2 separate regions of the Mus musculus genome follow, and region 1 is linked to region 2. The links are chromatin loops, found by intact Hi-C in ENCODE. Cell type or tissue: left cerebral cortex. All regions are shown on one strand.

Evidence for each region. Peaks named below come from ENCODE experiments on the same cell type or tissue, not always from the same donor. Only the 100,000 strongest peaks of a DNase experiment are listed, where the experiment ranks them.
Region 1: a loop joins it to region 2, with 2.4 times the contacts of the local background. A loop is called at or near these places in 10 of 42 quality-filtered maps.

What each region holds. Positions count from the first base shown.
Region 1 is chr3:54,916,598-54,924,597 of GRCm38, reverse strand. Gm31358 (a long non-coding RNA gene) reads right to left here. Exons shown (of 4, transcript XR_375676.2): 2 at 2,220-2,346. Among named protein-coding and RNA genes, the nearest start is that of Gm31358, 4.6 kb to the right of the region's middle. In left cerebral cortex, a CTCF peak has its summit at 3,973 (motif pointing right); a DNase peak (open chromatin) is centred at 3,984.
Region 2 is chr3:55,050,623-55,058,622 of GRCm38, reverse strand. Ccna1 (cyclin A1) reads left to right here and starts at 3,568. Exons shown (of 9, transcript NM_007628.3): 1 at 3,568-3,658; 2 at 4,105-4,290; 3 at 7,528-7,774; 4 at 7,953-8,000. The coding sequence starts at 4,126. It overlaps 4931419H13Rik (RIKEN cDNA 4931419H13 gene), which reads right to left and starts at 3,381. Exons shown (of 8, transcript NR_040593.1): 1 at 3,187-3,381; 2 at 297-348. In left cerebral cortex, no CTCF peak of the experiment used is centred here; DNase peaks (open chromatin) are centred at 2,154 and 3,473; H3K4me3 peaks cover 1,151 bases; H3K27ac peaks cover 607 bases.

The sequences.
Region 1 (8,000 bases), 130 kb after region 2:
TGTTCATTACCTGTTTCCTAAGCAGTTCCTGATATATGGGAGGTGTTATTACTGAATAAATGAATGTATTTAGATTGCAAAGCACTCCCAGAGTGAGCTGCAGGTTGAGACTTGAATGAAGAGGGTTGTATGACTGGCCACACTCTCTGTCTGTTTTGTTGTTTTTATGTCTTTAAAAGACAAGGTCTCTCTCCATATCCTTGGCTACTCACCATGCAGATAAGGCTATCCTGGAACTCAAAGAGATCTTCCTGCTTCAGCCTCCTAAGTGCTGGGATTATAGGTGTGCACCACCACACCTGGCTGGCTGGCCATGCTTAAATGCATTGGTTCCACAGACATTTAACTACACAGAGCTTGCAGAGAACTTCCTTGACCTCTTTTGAAGAACATGTCTGAAACATGGAAAAAAAAATGGTTCATTGCTCAACTGTGGGTCCGCTGGGTACTCATACAATTCTCCACTAATGCGGAATCTCGTGAAAAAAATCAGGATTGAGGCATTTTCTTCTTCTCCGCACCAGAGAACCTTGGCTGAGATGTGTAAACCCCAAGGCTGATGAGTGTCTATGGAGCACACCAGGCTCCGTGGGATAGTCAAGGCCACACACATGTCTCACGTGTGCAAGGCTATGAAGCAAGGCCAAGTGTGCAACAACTGTGCCTGGCGTGGAAACTTCTCACTTCTCTCCCAGAGATGATCAACCCTTGTATAATTATAATTTTTGTACTCTTTTAAAAAGCATTTTTTCAGGCTGACATCTCTCAGGTAATATAGATTCCCCCCACCCCCACCCCAGGATTGTCTGAGGAATTAGCTGAAGAACCAATAACAAAGCTATTGCCAGACAATGGGAACCCTCAAAGTCAAGAGTTTTGAAAGGATTTCAACTTCACTAACTGTCTTAGTTAGGGTTTTACTGTTGTGAACAAACACCATGACCAAGGCAACTCTAATACGGACAACCTTTAATTAGGACTGCCTTACAGGCTCAGAGGTTCAGTCCATTATCATCAAGGTAGGAGCAGGGCAGCATTTAGGCAGACATGGTACAGGAGGAGCTGAGAGTTCTACACCTTCATCTGAAGGCTGCTGGCAGAATACTAACTTCCAGGCAGCTAGGATGAGGCTCTTAAAGCCCACACCCACAGTGATACACCTACTCCAACAAGGCCACACCTACTCCAACAGGGCCACACCTACTCCAACAAGGCCACACCCACTCCAACAGGGCCACACCTACTCCAACAGGGCCACACCCACTCCAACAAGGCCACACCTACTCCAACAGGGCCACACCTACTCCAACAAGGCCACACCCACTCCAACAGGGCCACACCTTCTAATAGTGCCACTCTCTGGCCAAGCATACACAAACCATCTCAAGCATACAAACACTATCTCAAGTCCTTCTACTTCTATCCCACTACACCACAAATTTCCTGCTAACGTTTTCAAGGTTCTTTCCATCCCTATGCCATTTCTCTATGAGGAAATGGTAAAACCACGTCAAGGAAAACCTATCTTTGAAGAGCCCCCAAATAGCACATTACAGCCTGTGAGGCTCCAATAGAGCAATTTAAATGATACATATGCACCTCAGACATCATTTCCAAGGTTGCCATGGACTCAGGTCATCCAGTCACAACACAGAGATGAGAAGGATGCATTCAAGTCCCCACCCATGCTTAATGTTGCTCATGATTTACAACCTAAGTACTGTGTGCAGCCACACACGTATCACTAAGACGATCCCTTTATGAGTTATATCCATATTTATTTATTTATTTATGTTTTTGTTTTTTTGAGACAGGGTTATTTATTTATTTATTTATTTATTTATGTTTTTGGTTTTTGAGACAGGGTTTCTCTGTGTAGCCCTGGCTGTCCTGGAACTCACTTTGTAGACCAGGCTGGCCTGGAACTCAGAAATCCGCCTGCCTCTGCCTCCCAAGTGCTGGGATTAAAGGCATGCGCCACCACGCCCGGCCTATATCCACATTTATATGTCAGTATTTTTCTCTCATCTGCACCCTAGTGTGACTCAGTGGTGTTCCAAGGACAATTCTACTCACTATTATCAGGAGAGAGAGAGAGAGAGAGAGAGAGAGAGAGAGAGAGAGAACAAGCCCAGTGTATGCTTTTGACAAACGAACAGAGCTCCTTGGGGGGTGGCTTAGCATCTTTCAATAATTATGTTTCAATGCATCTTCCCTACCTTCAGCCAGGAGATACTTCCTACTTGAAGCCCCATTAATAGAATCACTTTCTCTCTGAACGTCTACAGGTCACAGGCTAGGATACACAGATGTTTTCTTTTTCATAAACCAGGAGAAGGCACTGTTCTGGAAAATAAAAAATGGAGGTCACAAGCTCCTGTAGGTGACCCCAAACCACAGTTATGGCTGGACTAACTAAGCAGGGTCTCCTAGTAGACTGGCCTCTGCCTACTTGGAGCCTAGCAAAACCTGCAAGAGCTGGAGCATGAAGTGGTACATGCTCAGACACACTGCCTGGGAAGGGAGGGGGTTGACATTGGGGTCTACCACCTGCCATGGCTAACATCTTGGCTTCCCAGCCCCCCGACACTCCTCACATTGGGCTCCCTCCTGTAGCATCATTCCGTAGGTCATGCTGGTAGACTGCTGTCATTTTTTTTTTACTACTGTCTATCCTGAATATTTCCCTACTCTTTGTCCAATTTCCCTGTCATCTAACCATCTCATTCCCCAAGTAACAGCCATACGTGAGTTCACATTTAAGCTCCAGCTCTTCACGTCTCTGTTGCTAATGATCAGTGCTGAGGAAAAACACCATGTCTCTTCTTGCCCTTGGTGGAATCGTGCACCATTTAGGAGGGGTCTCCTGTGAAACTCTGGTTGTTGGTGGAATAATGCACTACTTAGGAGGGGTCTCCTATGAAATGCTGGTTGTTCACCTCAGAGGCAGGCTCTAATGCTGGGGAGTCCTGAACGCATAACAACCTGGGAGGCACATCATCGACTCCAGACAGCCATTTGTGGAGTCCTAGTCACACCACTGAAGCTTTTGCGATGGTCTGTATAAGACAGAACATTCCCTAACTGCCTCAAATAATTGTGGAGTTGTGGAAGACATGGGTCCAAAGAAAGGCAAATGAAAACTCACAAATACTCAGAGTTACTCATCATCCTAAAATTGCAACATCGTTCACTAATAGGAAAACAGTGAGCTGTTCCTGAAGGCTTCCAGGAAGATCTAGCAAGCTTCAGCTGGGAGGCCTGGAAGAGGGTGACTCATTCATTCGCTTACCCTCACGATGCTCTGGTCTCTGCCTGCCCGCTGCTCTCAGGTATTTATCCTTTTCCATTTTTGTCCTCAGCATGGATTTTGATCTTTGCTAACTCGAACTTTTCTTTTCTTTTTGAGATAGGGTCTCATTCTGTTTTCCTGGCTGCCCCTATGTACACCAGGCTGGCCTCAAACTCGCTGAGATCCTCCTGCCTCTGCCTCCTAAGTACAGGGGAATTAAAGGCCTGGCGATTTTCTCGTTTGTAACTTCTACTTACTTAGAATTTCAGCCTTCACAGAGCATGTGCTGTCCTAGAGCCTCAGTGTATGATTTTGTTACATCTCTCTTAGATGCTAATGAGCAAATTCTAACATTTCTAACTCCAATGCTCTAAGAAGAGAAATCACGTAAATCAATTAATTGCCTTTCTTGTTATACAATTAAAACCTGGCTTTAGCCAAAAGTATTGTCGGTTATAGCAATAGAAATCAACTTGCCTAGTTTGTTTTAATGATCAGAGATGTCAACAAATGAATAGAAACAAGAAGCCAGAATTACACGTGAGAATCGGCAGAGAGGGGAGTCTCCTGCCATGACAACCGTGGGAGCTGTGACTTGGAACCCTTCTCTGGACAGGAGAATCACATGTCACTAACCATCACTTCCCCCTGTGGGTGCAGGACTCCTATTCTGGTGTAACTACCACCAGAGGGAGCTTTTCCTAGCAGCCCCTGCACCACCACCACCCAACTCTTGGCAAAATCTAAGCCATGAGCTCTCAGCCCAGCTCTTATGTGGTGAGAAGGAGAAAGAGTGCATGGTCTCCTAATCTTCATCAGTGAGAACTGGGTTCCACTTGGCACTGAGTCTCAAGCAGTGGGATTGTAGTAGGAGGGCAAGCTCCCCCCCCAAAAAAAATAACCCAGATGTCAATTACAGTAACTCTGATGTAGCTGTCCTTCTGTCACATGTCCCGCCCAAGCCAGCTGACTTGCTCAGGAAACAGAACATGGTTGCTCATTTATAGGGGTCCATGGATATGGAGGCCATCTTGGTTGGCCAAAACTATCACAACCAACATTGTTCAGGGGTTTCTTTCACATATACTGTGAAACATACATAAAAGCATGGCATTCAAATCATGTGTATATGGCATGTCTGTCTTTTTGGCCAAAGGATAAGCATTTTAGGGCATGTGTTTGTCTCTTTGGATCTTATGTCCTTAATTCCTGGAACATAGCAGATGCTCCCAAAATACCTCTTAGATTTAGTAAAACTTTAGACCAGCAATTTGTCTGTAACATCAGATGCCATAAAATTTTCCATGCTTTGTAGAACATCATGATATAAGCAACAACAACAAAAGCATATTGACACATCGTAAAATTGTTATGATCTATAATTTTCTTAGAGTTATTTTCTCAGACACTTTCAGAGAGCACCAATTTTTAAAATTGTGGCAGGTGAAATGAGAAGATTACTTGAAGACTGAAAGGTGGGATCCAGAGAGAGAAGGTAGGGATGGGGAGGTACAGAAAAGGGGGACAGAGTTGGAGAGCTGCAGGAGATGTAAGATGCCCACAATCGAGGGGAATATTAGTGAATGGACAGAGGACCTTTGAATGTTGCTTTAATGGTAGCAAGGAAGAAAAAAATGAAATTTTCAAAGCTTTTATTTTATGTGTATGAGTGTTTTGTCTGCATGTATGTATGTATACTACATGTGTGCAGTCCTCACAGAGGCCAGAAGAGAGGGTATCAAATGCCCTAGAATTACAGGTATAGGTGCAGGGAACTGAACCCAGGTCTTCTGTGATGACACAGTGCTCTTAGCCACTGAATCGTTTCTCCAGCCTGAGGTAATATTTGTAAACGTGCACTATATTCTGACCTCTAGCAAACTTACACTGGTACCACTTTGCACATGTGTGCCTTAACATTTTTGGCAACAATTTCATAAAGCAGACGCCATTCTATTCACTTGCTAGATCAAGGCTCCAAGAGTTTATATAGTTGAGTTGTATCACCAGCACACGCATTGTAAGTGTCAGTGTCGGGATTTCATGATTCTCTGTTATTCTAAGTTCCACATATTTTCTACACCCACTTCTCCCTTGATAAGACTGAATTGGGTGAAGGGGTTAGCTTTCACAGAAGCTATGTCTCTAGTGAAGGGGTTAGCTTTCCCAGAAGCCATGTCTCCTGAGACTGCTGGCAAATCTCCTTCTGGTGCTACCTTGTCATCATCTGAAGGCAGTCCCTGTAAGTAAACTGGATGTTTAACATTTCCTAGGTATTTGTCATGAATTAAAAGAAGAACATTGATTAACATATCACCCAACTATTCAGTTTTCACTACCTTCACTACAGATGTTTTATATCATTTAAATTAGGAGGTATAATTATTAATCAATTTTAAGTCAAAGAAAGGGGGTAAGGAAGAGTTATACACAATTGTTAAATATACAAAGGCCCTGAAATACACTAACATGTGTTCTCTAGACCATAGAGAATCCCCTGTTCCCCTTGGGTAGTGTTAGTAAATTGACTCTGATAATGACCTAATGACCTAACATCATGAGAGTCTACCTGATGTCAAATGTCCTAGCCCCAAAGCAAAGAGCTTAGTCAATCATTAACCATCTATAAAGACTGAGTGATGTTGCTCCAAAGTATATGTACATCTAGAACCTATGAATGTGTACTTGGGGGATGTCTGAAGTTCTAGTTAAGAATTTAAAACACTGTCTTGCTATTTTGGAGAGAAACTCTGAGCTAATACAGTCCTCCTCCTAAGAGAAGAGAAAAAGAAACAGAGAGAAGATGAAGATGGCTGGAGACTGGGATGATCCATTTGCCTACAGGCTGAGGGCCACAAAGGGAGCCAGGATCTAGGAGAAAGGCATGCAGCAACTCTCTTTGGGCTTCCACAAGGGACCAGGTGACATTTTGATGTTTCCCATTTTAAGCCATCTTGTCACTTCTTAAGTGACCACTTGTTATACAAGCCTCAGGAAACTATAATACTAACATAGTTTGGGGTGTGTAGATGAAAGCCTTATAAAATGGGCATCAAAGAAAACCAAGGAAAGTGCCCTACCTTGCCACCAAAGGTAAAATAGAGAAAAGAAACCAGCTTATGCCAATCTAAACAGAAAGCGCCAAGAGGACAACAATCCTCTTCCTTCTCTCTCTGAAACTCACGGGTCCTCTGCAGGGTTCTCAATGGAGACTCTGAACTAGAAATACATGGAACGTGGAAGAAGACTATGAAGCTGTGGCTAGAGATCTTAGATACAGAGATGTTTGAGGACAACTATCCTGAAGGCTGACAGCTTTAACTCTCCTCTTTGAATCCTGAGAGTTTCCCAAGTGCTGTGTAAGAAAAGGCAGCTGTCTCACGACAAGATTTCTGATGGCGTAGAGGATTTGTCTTTAGATGGTAAAACATTTCTCTATATTCCAACCTAATGTAATGGATATTGCTGCTCAGGAGGAAGAGAGGTGAAGATGCAAGATAGAATTTACTGAACAGTTAGCGAGCAGGGGACTGTTTGAGTCTGCTTTGCAAAACCTGGGGAGAAAGGGGGTTGACTTATAGGTTACAGTCCATCCTGAAGGAAAGTTGGGGTAGGAACTCAAACAAGACCCTGGAGGCCAAAACTGAAGCAGAAACCAGGAGGGAGCATTGGTTATTGGCTTGCTCCTGAGGGCTTGCTCAACCTGCCTTTTTAGACAGCCAAGGGTCACCTAATCAGGGTTAATGCTGCCCACAGTGGGCTGGGTCCTCTCACATCAATAACGGAGCAAGAAACTGTCCCCATAGACTTGCACATAGGCAGATCTGATGGAGGCACTTTCTCAATAGAGGCTCCTTTCTTTGGGTTACTCTGGTCTGTGTCACAATGACAAAGAAAGCAACAAGCATAGCGGTCAGTAGATGATGTAACTGAATTCATAGAAGTGGCAATGAGCAAATGGTTGAGGTTTACCAACCAGGCACTTGGGATGCTAAATCAGAAAGACCATCATTGTGAGATGGGCTTGGGCTACACAGTGGGTCAAAGACCAGCCTAGGTCATAGAGTGAGCCCTTATCTCAAAATCAAGCAAACAAAAAGTAGGTGAGCTCTGGAGTACAAATGTTTGGAGAGAAGCGTCTTTGAACTTGCTCTCTTGACAATACAGCTCATTCAGCTCCCCCTACATTTTTATTTTATTTTAAATGAGATGGAGTCTCAGACAAGGCTACCTTGGTCCTGGCTCCATAGCTAAAGATGGCCTTGAACTCTGTCTCCACCTTTAAAGTGTTGGGAGTACAAGTAAGTGCCACCATGCTGAGTTTATGTGGTGCTGGGAGTGGACTCCAAAGTCTCTAGCTGTTCGAGTGCTCCACCATCTGAGCTCCATGTTCAGTTCCACCACACGTCCCCCTCCCCCTCATCTTAAGTGAGGCACACGCATATCCACATAGAAAAGACTCACATGCCCAGGACAAGCAGAACAGAGACAGCATAGCTTTTATCACAACGGTGTCTCAGAGTTAGGCCCCATGCCTGTCTCTACCTGGAAAACCAATAAACGTGGACAGAAACAGTGTAATCCAGGAGCTAGGCACTGGTGAACAACGAGCTGTCACGAAGATTTAGGCAGCCCAGTGCTTTGTTGGTTCACTTTTAAGCCAAAAAATGGGGGGGGGGGGCGGTCCTCCGGGTGAAAATCCATCAAC
Region 2 (8,000 bases):
TCCGTTAGTACTTCCTGGAAGTGTCCTGACAGTTATGGGTGCAGCTAACTACTCTCTCATTGTATTTAAGGTTCTGTCCACAGGACGGGACTCCTGCTGTGGAGCTGTGGAGCTGTGGAGCTGTGGAGAAATGATCCTCTTTGCCTAGGCTCCATCTGTGAATCTGTGGGGACTCTGTACGGACTCCATCTGAGGAGCTGTGGGCATGTCATCTCCTACGGTAGAGTGACAACTCAACAATGTGGCTTATTTGGGGGAATCACTCATGCTCCTGTAAATAAGCTGAATAAACTCACCATTTCACCAAACTATGCCGATCTACCATTGGTGCCGTCTTGTGTAAGCTCCCTGGAGAAAAATAAGTTTGCACGATAAAACTAAGTACTGTGTAAGATATAAAGCATTTGATTTTTTTTGTTTAACACACACACTTGGTTCACATGGTTAGTTTAAAATCTGACCAGAAAACTATAATTTAATGTGGGAAACGGAAGCAGCACAAAAAGATCCAGAAAACACAAGCATGGCGAAGTGTGCCGAGAAGAAAGGGGAGCTAATGTAACAATAAAATTTCATTTGAAATAAGGCTTGGTCAGGTGACAGCTACTCAAAGAAGTGAATTTTAACATAAAAGGCATATCTTACTCAAAGGTCCCATTTAATTATTTCAGTTGATTTTTTCTTTTTCACTCATTCTTTCAGGATTTCCATGTATGTGGGGTCTTATTAAACCCTCTCCACCAATAGCGTGTGCTCTCTCTCTCTCAGGCTGTCTCCATCAACCTTTCTTATCTATGTGAAGGCAGCCTAATGACCATAGACATTTCTGTAGATGTCTTTGTAAACATCTTCCTTAGGTCCCGACTAGATTCTTAAGCTCCAATCCTAGGAATTGAGAAGTTTGAAAAGAAAGCTCACAGGAACAACCCCCCAGATCAAGAGGAACACATCAAGATTGTCCCCTCCCTTGGGAAACAATTAGCATCTCAGAAAATCCTTCAGCTGCTGCACCCACATGTCAAGAACTGGGGTTCCTTACTGCACATGTATGGTCGTGAGAGCAGCAAAATGGTCAAGCAGGAGACCTCTGACAAGAGTGTGATAGAGCTACAGCAGTATGCCAAGAAGAACAGGCCCAACCTTCACATCCTGAGCAAGCTACAAGAAGAGATGAAGAGGCTGGCTGCAGAGCGGGAGGAGACTCGGAAGAAACCCAAGATGTCAATTGTAGCATCTGCCCAGCCTGGTGGTGAGCCCTTGTGCACAGTCGATGTATGAGGTAGGCAGCATGGGCCAACAGTGCTACCCAGGAGAGACCATCAGCCACACATCATCACTCTGCAGCTCCAGGCCTCCAACCTAAGTTCCTTCCCTGTGGCAGGGTCTGGGCTCTGGCTCTGGCACATGGGGACAGCTGTGACAACACAGTACACATGCAAAGAAGCAGTTCTGGACAAGCTGCTCTCAATGTGACTGGATATACTCAAGGATCAGTCATAAGTTAACTGCGCAAGTGGAAGCTGATAGACAGCTGCAGATCCTGCTTGTATGTATCTGCTGCGGACCGTTTTTATGAAGGTTTTCATTAATTTTAGTACACTATATGCACTGACAAGAAGTAACACTTCGTTGATAGATGAGATGACCAGGTTTTATAGCTTTGGCTGGCCTATGTTGCCAGGTAGCCCCTTTGCTATGGTTCTTTCTGGTGGAGCCACTGAGACTTGGTCAGAAGATGCAGGTATCCTGTCCTGTAGTACTACCTGCTTTGTGTGTTTTGCATTTTCTTCTGGAAAAAGTTATAACAGATAGGAATATTTCAGGCTATTTTGGCTTAAAATAAAACAAAATTTTAGCACCAAAAAAAAAAAAAAATGTCCCCTCCCAAGCCTGTCAGTCTCTTGTCTGAACTTGTTACCAGGCTCCAGCTGAGACCTTAAGCCACACCCAGCAATCACAACAACGGTTTGGCTTTCTTGGGAGATTTCCAGGAAGTCGCGTAGGCATAGCCTGTCACCAGTCAGAGCACCTTGCAAAACAGCTCCTTTGGGCCTGGATGACTTATGAACATCTATGGCAGCAACCAAGATGTTCCCGCATCCTGTGTGTTGTCTCCATGTTTGAAGGCACGAGAATTGAGAATTAGAGGATGCAACATGTCATCCAGAACAAGGAAGCTTTGCGCTTCTGCATCCAGTATGGGTTGGTGAAACGCTTCGCAAAGCCCTCTCCACAAGATGGGCCACACTTTTCCTAGAATCTTCTGCGTCTAGTCGGTTGAGACAGTTCACATCTGCTAACCCCCTCTCTCGTGAACGCATCAATTAATAATACACTTAGGCAGGCTAACGACCTTTGCTTAAAGTTTGGATGGCCTTTGGAACTGCTTTTAGAATTTAGGGGTGGATTTTATTTCTAAGCAAAAGCAGTTACAGGATGTGTGTGTGTGTGTGTGTCTGTGCATGTATGCATATACACTCATATATACTGATATATGATGCATAGACATATACATCTGGTGCTCACATATATGTGAGTACACGTGTGTATATATTTTCAAAAAAAGTTAACCAATTATGTAAACTCAGTTTGCTGATTGCCTGTCACCTCTACAAGTGCCAGGGTTTCCATGATTCAAGAATTGCCTTGCCCTTTTAGAACCTTCTTTTTGGTTAAACTCCCACTCCCAGTCCTGGGACTCTCCTTTCACACGTGGCCGTGGCCGGGTCATCGGAGCAATGACCTCAGCTCAGAATCTCTCAACATCCAAGCCACAGAGGCTCCCCGCATTCCTTCCTCTTCCCCGCACCAGCGGTGCCCAAGGGGAAGACCTCTCACGGGTGGCTGGGGCACCTCGAGTTACATTACGGCCCCAAATCTCTCCCGGCTCCCTTTGCCACACTTCCGGCCCCTGACCACCCTGGAAGGCTAAGCTGTGGCACAGCCCTCCGCCGCCCAGGGTCGGGAGCCCGTGGGGCAGGCGTCCGAGAGAAGGAGATGGGGAAGGGGAGCGAGCCGCGCCCTCGGGCCGGCCAGGAGGGCGCCGCGGCCTCAGCCCGAGGACCCCGCGTCGCTCTCCCGAGCCAGGGTTCTCGGGAGCGGGCCGCGCAGGAGACGTTGGCGGGAGGGGTTCGTAGCTGTTGGGGGAACCGGCTCCTGGGGAACTGTCCCTTTCAGGGAGGCTACCGTGTGTAAGCCGCCGTCAGCCCTCCCTGGTGACATCGACCAGAGGGGTGCAAGTGGCGACGTGCGGTGCAGTGCGGTTCGGTGCGCCTGGCACGCCTGGCTTTGCGGTTCAGGAGCCCGGGGCTGCGCGGTTGGCCCCGCCCGGCAGCGCCCCGGGGGCCGAGCATCAGCGGGCAGAGCTGCAGGTGAGCGGTCGCCAGGACGATGAGGACCCGGGCGCACGCCCGCCGCGGTTGGCATGGAAGCGGCTCTGCTGGGCTCGGGGTGGCCGCTGATTGGCTGATTCAACAGACGCGGCTGGGTCGAAAGTCCTCAGTGGCGAGCGCACTAGCCGAGGCTGCTGGAACCGGCCCCCTGGAATCTCTCCTCTCCGGGTCCCCTCCCTCCGCGCACGGCCCCGCCCGCCCGGCCCCGGCCGGGGTGCGCTTGCTAATCGCCCAGACAGAGAAGAACCTGAGAAGCAGGGCCTGCTGTGGGTTCCCAAGCAGGTTTGGGGGCCTTACTTCTGGAGAGAAGCGCCTGCTTGTCACTTGGGAAGGGAACTCACCTTTTCCCAGCCAGGGATCTTGGATTTTGAATCAAATCTGGAAGGGGGCGAGGGAAGGAGGATCAGGAATCTTAGGTTCTGCTTCCCTCTGCCCTAAATCAATGTGGGCAGACAATCCTGGCGTGGAGTTTGGGCTCCATCCGGCTCTCTCTGCAACCTTTAGCCTGGGGTCATATTAAAGCCCATTCAGCCATTGTTTGGTTCTGAGTTGGTTGCTCTGATGCCTGAGCTGTCACTTGGGACCTTAATGTTTGTCGGGAAGTTGGGACATTGGTAGTGACTCTGGAGCTTGGCACTCCAGAGTTCTCTGCATTTCCGGGTCCCTAGGTTGAGAGGTAAACTAACTGTGTCTCCTCTTTCCTGGATAGCAGCAGGCTGTGGCTTACTAGGCAATGCATCGCCAGAGCTCCAAGAGTGGAGTCGCTCTGCCTCCAGTGGGCCAAGGTCCTGATGCTTGTCAAATGCTCAGCAGAGCTCAGCTTGGCCAGGATCCCCCACAGAGAACCGTGCTAGGGGTGTTGACTGAAAATGAGCAGTACAGGAGGACCTGTGGCCAGGTAATGACCCAGGAGCACCAGGAAATATGCCACGGAGAAGGCTTGCTGTGGCAGTATGCGTGTGTGTGTGTGTGTGTGTGTGTGTGTGTGTGTGTGTGTGTGTGTGCATGCACTCATGCACTTGTGCCTGCATGTCAAATACATGGAGAACGATGCCAAGGACAAAGAAGGCTTTCTATGATAGTGTGCATCTGTGTGCACGTGTGTGCACATGTGTGCATATGTGTATGTAGGAACTGTTTGGGTTAAGTGATTCAAGGGCTAGTCAGAAAGAATGAAATTACACTGTCCTATAGCCCTGGAGATGCTCTGAGCCGCCAGAAAGATGTTCAGTAGGAGCTAGGCTACCACGAATTAATCGGGGAGAGCTTGTGTTGTGTTCTGTGGCCGCACTGTGTGTACCAGGATACACCAGCTTACTTTATGAACTAGAGGTTGGTATTAGAGCACACATCTCTACCACTACAGACCAGGAATGGTCACTGAGGTATTTGCTTACTTGTCTGCTTCAAATTGACTAAAGGATTTTCCCTTGAAGACAGATATTCAGACATTTAAGAGAAGAAATCTGAATCTACAACAATGATTTTTTTTTTGAGATAGAAAATAAAATCTCCCTTGATCCTGCTGCTAGATAATGATGATGATGCTTCACCTCTATTACAAGTCTATGGAATCCAGTGCTTACAAGAGTCCAGTCCGGAAGTACAAAGTGTGGTAGAGGCCCATTCAGAGGCCCTCTCATCTGCTGCCTTCGAGTCCACTGCCTTTTGTTGGGCTTTGATCCACTGTGATCCTTTTAATGTTTTGGGTCAAGTTAAGTGAAAGTAATTTAAATAGAACTTGATTAGCAATGTTCAGTTCTTTAAACATATAATCTAAGACCTGAATTTATGAATTAGAACCAGTGTCTGTACTAAATGACCTTGTTTCACATTCACACCTGTGCTGCCTGGAGCCACTGCTTGGTGGCCCCTCTACACTCCACCATGCCCTCTGCTGCCTCATTCCCATTCTTTTTTTTTTTTTTTTTCATTTATCTGTTTGCATTTTGGTTTTAAAATCATTTGATTTCCTTATTACTGTGTATGGGCAAGCGAACATGCATGCTGTCTGTCTGTGAGCACACGTTGTCACAGCATTCATGTGGAGGTCAAAGGGCAGGTTTGAAAGCCCCCTTTCTCCTTCCAGGTCTTGAACTCAGGTCACTGGGCTTGGCAGCAAGTGTCTTTACCCTGAAGTCATCTTGGTGCCTTACCCCTTAATCTTCTATGACTCCCGTTCCTTCAGAATGAGGAGTAACATGATGCCTGATTCCTCGGAAGCATGCCATAGCCCGAACCTTCTGTCTTTCTCCCCTCTCTGGGAAGTAGCAGGAGTCTGGTACAAGCTGGCCTTGACCTGATTTGTAGCTCCAAATGACCTCAAATTCCGGAGCCTCCTTCCCCTGCTTTCCCAGTGCTGGCACTGCAGGTTTGTTCACTTTGGGTTAGCATTACCCTAAATGCTCCCCTGTGCCATTCCTGCCCTGTTCTGTGACTGCTGTGCCCCAGCTCTTGCACCTGTAATGAAACACCTCATGGCCTCTTGGCTTCCAAGGTGACTCTCCAACAACGTCTCTTTCTCCAATTTCCCTTCTCTTTGGGGTCAGACCCAAACATGCACAGATGTGTGGGAATCACTTCCCACCTTCAAACTCATCCAGCCACACAGCTCTGTGCAGCTACTGCCCCAGCTACACCAAGATTTCTTGGAAATCAGAGAGCTCAATAGGATGTGCACTCCACCAAGGTGACAATGTGGGATGGCACCTCTGTGGCATTCCTATTGTCTATAAGAGTGATGTACCTGGCCAAAGGAGCACAGTTTGTTGACTGGATGCTCTCTGTTTCTGGGTCTTCTCTTGTTCAGTTTTTTTTTCTCTTTCTTGATATATTGGCACCTTTCACATAATTGACCTTTCTTCCTCTTTTGAAATCATTTCTTCTTGCTCAGTTTGGAGAACAGTTCTCTCTCTAGATATGTTGTACTGCACATTGCCTCTCCTCAGTGCCTTGTTCATGGCACACAGACACACACACACATACATACATACATACATACATACATACATACATACATACATGCATACATACACACACATATACACAGAGATAGAGAGGCACCTAGAAGATCCCCCAGCAAGTGTTTGTAAATACATACATACATACATACACACACACAGAGAGAGAGAGAGAGAGAGAGAGAGAGAGAGAGAGAGAGAGAAGAGAGAGAAACTCAACCTCAGTAGTAGCATGAGTCATATGAGTCATAGCTGGTTGTAACTTGTCTCTTGGGATTTTTTTCCCCTAACATTTTTATCACAAATTGTTTTTCTTAGTGAGTGTAAGTTTAACTTGCTCAGTGGAAAGTAAATTCACGGAGTGACATAGGAACTGGAAAGTGGCGTCCAATAAATACCAAGATAAGTACAAGCAAAATGTTCACAGTGGATGACGATGGTGTCTGTAGGAGCCAAGGCCCAGCTTAAGGCTGCCCTGGCTCACCTGGCTTCCATGCACGTCTCTCTCCTAAGGCTGCCAGTTGCGAGTGTTCACTACGACAGGGCCACCATTGTTCCCATTCTTGCTGTAAGAATAAAGAAAAGCAATGACTTGAGAAAAGTTCTCCAAGAGTGAGGATGTTGTTGTGCAAACAGATTTTCATACCATGTGAGAGCACTTCTGTAGCATAGAGTTCTGAAGTCATGAAGTTTTCTTGGGAAGGAAATGGAAACTTTTCAGGCACCTGCAATGCAGAGTTAGGTATTCAAGCAGAGGACTAGAGGCATTCAACTGCTGGGTATAAAGGACGCTGCGGAGTTCTTACAAAACACTGCGATGTTCTAGATGGAAAGGGCAAATTGCAATTTTCCTCTTGCACATTGTAACTAATCAGCTTTCTAAGTGCAGCCCAGCTCTTTTTTGCTTTTAGAGTCATGAATTCTCTTTAATACCCATGTAAGGAAGATGATGAATCTTAAGCAGAACTCTTCCCATAGGACAGATGTGAACAAAATGAAAGGGGAAGTTATATTCTCAGGCATTCCATATTTGGAATTAGATGGCCAGCTTAGATATTCCTATTTGGAATTTGCTCTCACTTTCCCAAGCTACTGGTTTGAGCCACATGGACTCATATTCCTCATGGTAGATGGTGCTGTACAGGAGGTGCAACCTTTTTTGTTTTGTTTTTAAGGAGATCACAGCAATCAGATGTTTTTCTGGATCAGAAAATGTCTTCCCTGCGGCTGGAAAGAAAGTGCTCTCTGACCATGGGGTCAATGAACCAGCCAAACGTGGGTTTGATATCTATATGGATGATCCTGAACAGGGGGACAGAGATACCTGCTCGGGGAAAGAGGGCATCATATTTGAGGATGTGTATGAAGTCGACACCAGCATGCTCAAGTCAGATCTCCACTTCCTGCTGGATTTCAACACAGGTAATCTGGCTCCCTTAGGGCTGCCAGTGCCCTGTGCTCACAGCCTCCTGCCGTGTTCCAGTCCAGTAGCTGGCATCGGAGACATGAAGTGATGACTGTTCTCAGCTTCCTGTGCGGGTGAGTGCCTGTGATGAGCCTGTAATGAAATGACTTACCTGGCCACATTGTACCTCTGCAGTTTCCCCAATGCTGGTTGACCCCACCACCCATGCCCAGTCAGAGGAAG